Linked DNA regions of Homo sapiens: region 1 is linked to region 2. A link is an interaction called in ENCODE POLR2A ChIA-PET data of the cell type or tissue named here. Cell type or tissue: A673. All regions are shown on one strand. Links, peaks and the distances in the headings refer to the core of each region. The heading gives the core; the rest is flanking DNA.

Region 1 (2,906 bases), core at 106-2,605, 62 kb before region 2:
GGTTCCCCTCTATGGGCTCAGTCCCGGTGCTCTCTGTGTGGCCCCTGCTGGGTGTTGATGGCAGAGAGCAGGGCTGCAGTTCCCAAGGGAGCCTGAAAACCTACCCTCTGTCTCCTACCTGCAGACAGGGAGTTTCTGCACCCAATGGGGTAGGGAAGGCCCAGGCAGGAGGACCATGGGGCTGGCACCACAAAGGGCACCAGGCCTGGGGTGTCTTCTGCCGCCATGGGTGCCCCTGCCATCTGTAAGCTCTTTGAGGGCAGAAACCAGGTCTGCCTGCCACTGTTGCACCCCAGGATCCCGACCAGTGCCCAGTGTGCATAAGGCCCAAGGCGTGTGGTCCCAGCCACAGACAGGCCTTCCAGCAGGTCATGATATATGATCATTGGCCAATGACACAGAACAGGAGATGTGACAGTGCATCACACTTCACAAGGCCAGAGGTGTCCAACCACAGGGACAGAAACATCCCGAGAAATGAGAGATGCATCAGAGCTCGGCTCTGGCCTCAGTTCTGGCTCTCCTCTGCTTTTTGGCTGTGGATAAATATTGATTTAAACAACTGGCCGGTGGGCGTTTGGCCAAAATGTATGTTGAGTTTGCTGCTAAATGTTTATAAAAGACATTTCTTCTTCTGGGTTGCAATTTTATAGAAGTTTGAAATCTGCTGTATTAAGGGATGCGGAGGGGATGACAGGCCATGGATGGGACACAGGCCTTGGATGACACCCGCTGATGAACCACGAGGTGGCCAGTGGCCACGGCTGGGGATGTTCCGTGGCAGGAAGCCCGCTTGAGGGTCTTGCATGCGACCAGACTTCATAAAAGATCCAGCTGAGAGGTCTGCCTGCCTGGGGGCTGGAAGGTGTCCCCCTCCCCCAAGCCATCCCCTGCAAGCCCGTCCCTTGAACCATTCCCAGAAAGGCCTTAGGGCTGCCAGCCTCCCAGCTGCTGAGGCCCAAATCGAATCAGGGCAAAGCAGGAGGCACCAGACAGCCATCTAGCCCTGGCCCCCCGGCTGCCCCAGACAGCGGCCGGCTCCTTCCGGTAAAGGCTCTAATCCGTTTAGGAAGGAACCAGGGACTCCAGGAGGGAGGGACACAGAGAGGGAAGAGGGGCTGGGCTGTGGGCCATCCCCAGCTCCTTGTCTCGGTCATCCGGGCTTGTAGGACCCCCTGTCCCGAGCCACAGCCCAGGTGGGTGCACTTGGGGAGCATGGAGAGAGACAGCCACTCCCTGCAAAGGGCCTCAGATGGAGGGAGAGGCAGGTTCCACGTGCCTGGAGCAAGAATGCAGCAGGAGAAGCGGGGGAAGATGAGACCCAGGCCCACGTCTGCTAGGAGCACCTCGGGTGAGTCCTGAAAGCCCGAGATTTTTCATTTGTAAAGTGGGAATGGTTCTAAACAGAAAATGAAGGCAGAGGCCGGGTGCGGTGGTTCATGCTTATAGTCCCAGCACTTTGGGAGGCCGAGGCGGGAGGACTGCTTGAGACAAGGAGCTCGAGGCTGTAGTGAGCTATGATGGCAACACTGCACTCCAGCCTGGGTGACACAGCAAGACCCTGTCTTTTAAATAAAAAATAAAAATTCTGATAGCAGGGCCAGGCGCAGTGGCTCATGTCTGTAATCCCAGCGCTTTGAGAGGGTGAAGCAGGCAGATCACTTGAGGTCAGGAGTTTGAGACCGGCCTGGACAACATGGTGAAACCCCGTCTCTACTAAAAATACAAAAATTAGCCTGGCGTGGTGGCGGGCGCCTGTAATCCCAGCTACTTGGGAGTCTGAGGCAGGAGAATCGCTGGAACCCCGGCGGTGGAGGTTGCAGTGAGCCGAGATGGCGCCACTGCATTCCAGCCTGGGCAACAGAGCAACACTCCATTAAAAAAAAAAAAAAAAAAAAAAGTAAAAATTCTGATGGCAGCATTGGCCCGCATGAGCTACTATCCTTCTTCCAGCATCACTCTATCTTAGAGACAAGAAAGGCACTAGCTCCAGGCCTCAGCCAGTGCACAGCGGGGAAGAAGGCTGTCTGTCTCCAGCCTTGCTGGTGTCCTTGCTGTCACCATGCGGTAGGAAGACCACGCTTCTCACATTCACAGGGATGCAGGGAACAGACCAGCTGCTCACACGCAGAGCTGACACACAGCCAACTGGGCCCAACTCGACATTCCTGGGTTTACACAGAAAGTTCCGTCTCCTGGGAAACCCCTCAGTCCTAGGCCACCTAGGATGGTTGGTCACACTGCAACGCAGGGAGCAATGGGAACAGGAGCCCAGACGCCTCTCTCAGCAGCCCAAAACGCAGACACTCGCAAGGAAGAGAAATATCCCAAATGTCCATCCTTTGGGTTCAAAAGTCAACTTCCCTTAATAAGGTGAGAGACGCATCTGTTCAGAGCAGCAGTATTCACAATAGCAAAGACATGGAATCAACCCATGTGTCCATCAGCGGTAGAATGGATAAAGAAAATGTGGTACATGCACACCATGGAATATTATGCAGCCATAAAAAAGAACAAAATCATGTCCTTTGCGGCAACATGGAAGTAGCTGGACATCATTATCCTACGCAAATTAACATAGAAACAGAAAACCAAATATCAAATGTTCTCACTTATAAGGGGAGCTAAACGTTGGGTACTCACAGACATAAAGATGGGAATGACAGACGCTGAGGCCTCCAAAAGCAGGGAGAGAGGGGAAAAGGAGGGGCTGAAAAACGACTTATTGGGTGCTATGCTCACTGCCTGGGTGACGAGATCACTTGTATCCCAAATCTCAGCATCGTACAATATACCTTTGTAACAAACCTGCACATGTACCCTGAGAATCTAAAATAAAAGTTAAAATTATTATTATTTTTGAGACAGTCTCACTGTCCCCCAGATTGGAGTACAGTGGTGTGATC
Region 2 (2,906 bases), core at 308-2,807:
GCCTTTGTCTGTCTGTCTACATCAGCTCTCTGTCATTCCCTGACCTCCATCTCTGACCCTGTATCTCTCCCAGCTACCTCAGATCTGTTGTCTCTCTCTGTCTCTGGTCTGTGTCTCTCCTGGGGTATCTCTGAGCTTGTCTCTCCATTTCGGTTAGTTCTGCCGTCTCTGTCTCTCTGTCTCTGGGGGTCTCCATATTCCCTGCTTTCTATCTGCCCCCATCCCGCGTCTGTGGCTCCGTCGCCTCTGCCTCTCGGCATCCCTGCGCCCGGTACCACTGCCTCATTCTTCTCCGATTCTCCTCCGCTGCAATCTTTAAAGAACAGAGAGAGGCATGTAATTGAGCTGGGGCCGTCTCCATGGTTGCAGCTGTGGAGTAACTGAAAGATCAATTTGGAACGACCGTCTCCGCAATAATTGCACCTTAATAGTTTGTGTGAGGCATAGCGGGGCTCCGTGAGAGGTGGTCAGGACAGCCCCGGGACCCTGGCAGGAAAAGGCCCACCTGGAGTCATGGTCAGTATCCCTGGGCCGGACCTCAGGAGGGAATACTTGGCCAGAAGCAGGAGGGGCCAGGAGGGGCTGAGTGGGAAGGGAGGCCAGTCTCACTCCCACACCCTCCCAGAGGTGTCTCCGCCGCCTGCTCCTACCCGCTGCGGCTTGATCCTGTTTATAATTTATGCTTATGATCAGGATTATCAGCAATAATGATAACATGATTATAATTGCCAAGCTGCCTGGCTCAATTGCAGCGCTGTTGGTAAATATTGTGATAGGAAGTAGCGTGAGGTCACTGCCTCTCAGAGCTTGAAGGAGGGGGTGGAGACAGGGGTGCCGTGTGCCTGGGGTCCTGTGGCCCTGTGGCTCCTCCGCTGCTCCCAGCCTGACTCTCCACCCTGCTCCAAAGGATTCTTTCTTTCTTTCTTTCTTTCTTTCTTTTTTGTCTGGGCGCGGTGGCTCATGCCTGTAATCCCAGCACTTTGGAAGCCCGAGGCAGGCAGATCACCTGAGGTCAGGAGTTCAAGACCATCCTGGCTAACATGGTGAACCCCCATCTCTACTAAAAATACAAAAATTAGGCCAGGCGCAGTGGCTCACGCCTGTAATCCCAGCACTTTGGGAGGCCGAGGTGGGTGGATCACAAGGTCAGGAGATCGAGACCATCCTGGCTAACACAGTGAAACCCCATCTCTACTAAAAATACAAAAATTAGCCGGGCGTGGTGGCAGTCGCCTGTAGCCCCAGCTACTCAGGAGGCTGAGGCAGAAGAATGGCAAGAACCCGGGAGGCGGAGCTTGCAGTGAGCCCAGATCGCGCCACTGCACTCCAGCCTGGGTGACAGAGTGAGACTCCGTCTTAAAAAAAAAAAAAATACAAAAATTAGCCAGGCACGGTGGCACATGCCTATAGTCTCAGCTACTGGGGAAGCTGAGGCAGAAGAATCACTTTAACCCGGGAAGTGGAGATTGCAGTGAGCCCAGATAGCGCCACTGCACTCCAGCCTGGGCGACAGCGTGAGACTATCTCAAAAAAAATAAATAAATAAAATAAAGTAATTTAAAAAAGAAATTTTTTTATTTTTTTTATTTTTTTTTAGAGATGAGGTCTTGCTTTATTGCCCAGGCTGGTCTCAAACTCTTGGGCTCAAGCAATCCTCGCAATCACAGCTCACAGCAGCCTCAACCTTCCAGGCTAAAGCCATCCTCCCACCCCAGTCCCCTGAGCAGCTGAGACCACATGCATGCCATCACGCCCAGCTAATTTTTGTATTTTTTGTAGTGATGGGGTCTCGCTATGTTGCCCAAGTTGGTCTTGACCTCCTGGCCTCAAGCAATCCTCCTGCCTTGGCCTCCCAAAGTGCTGGGATTACAGGCGTGAGCCACAGTGCCCAGCCAGCCCAGGCTGGTCTTGACCTCCTAGACTCAAGTGATCCTCCCTCCTTGGCCTCCCAAAGTCCTGGGATTGCAGGCATGAGCCAACCGTGCTTGGCCAGACACCCTTGTTTTTTTTTTTTGTTTGTTTTTTTTTTTTTTTTTTTTTTTGAGACAGAGTCTCACTCTGTTGCCCAGGCTGGAGTGCAGTGGCACGATCTCGACTCTCTGCAACCTTTGCCTCCTGGGTTCAAGCGATTCTCCTGCCTCAGCCTCCAGAGTAGCTGGGACTACAGGCACACACCACCATGCCCTGCTAATTTTTGTATTTTTAGTAAAGACAGGGTTTCACCATATTGGCCAGGCTGGTCTCCAACTCCTGACCTCAAATGATCCACCCGCCTCGACCTCCCAAAGTGCTGGGATTACAGGCATGAGCCACTGCACCTGGCTACTCCCCTGTTTTATAGCTGGGGACACTGAGTCTTAGAGAGACTCGCCGAGACTCACAGAGCAGCAAGTGGTGGGGCAGGAATCTGTCCAGGGCCCGTCTGTGGCAACTTCCCAGCCTTCCTGGGACAGGATGGAGCCCGACGGGGCCCCCAGTCCCTGACATGCTGCATTATTCATAAACCCGACATTCCCCCAGGGGTAAACATTCAGAAGGAGCGTTTCAAATCCACTTTCCTGCTCTGAAAATAAATAAATGAGCAGAGAATGCAGGCTCACATGGAGGCGGTGGGGCCATGACTTCTCAGAGCCCCGGGAAAGCTCGCAGATGACCTGTTTCTGATCCCTCAGCTGAGGCCCCCAGCCCAGGGACAGCCTACCCCCTACCCTCCCAGGTGACCCTGGCCCTGAGGACTTAGCCCAACCTGGGGATCCTCCAGGAACTAGGAAGCTGGTCAGGACTACAGGGACCACCTCAGCTCCTCGCAGGGGTGGACAGACACTTAAGTGGTGTTTGTGTGGCTTAAAATGTTTTTTAGAGACAGAATCTCACTCCGTCACCCCAGCTGAAATGCAGTGGCGAAA

The links. ChIA-PET counts read pairs that join two places held together with the same protein. Peaks named below come from ENCODE experiments on the same cell type or tissue, not always from the same donor. Only the 100,000 strongest peaks of a DNase experiment are listed, where the experiment ranks them.
Region 1: POLR2A ChIA-PET joins it to region 2 with 6 read pairs; 5 of 35 experiments call an interaction of 5 or more read pairs at or near these places.

Annotation. Positions count from the first base shown.
Region 1 is chr7:74,503,700-74,506,605 of GRCh38, reverse strand. The region is part of intron 1 of GTF2IRD1 (GTF2I repeat domain containing 1); the gene reads right to left. Among named protein-coding and RNA genes, the nearest start is that of WBSCR23, 27 kb to the left of the region's middle. RefSeq lists an enhancer at 1,124-1,624. In A673, for the core only: no CTCF peak of the experiment used is centred there; no DNase peak of the experiment used is centred there; H3K27ac peaks cover 920 bases.
Region 2 is chr7:74,441,586-74,444,491 of GRCh38, reverse strand. No RefSeq gene overlaps it. Among named protein-coding and RNA genes, the nearest start is that of GTF2IRD1, 11 kb to the left of the region's middle. In A673, for the core only: no CTCF peak of the experiment used is centred there; no DNase peak of the experiment used is centred there.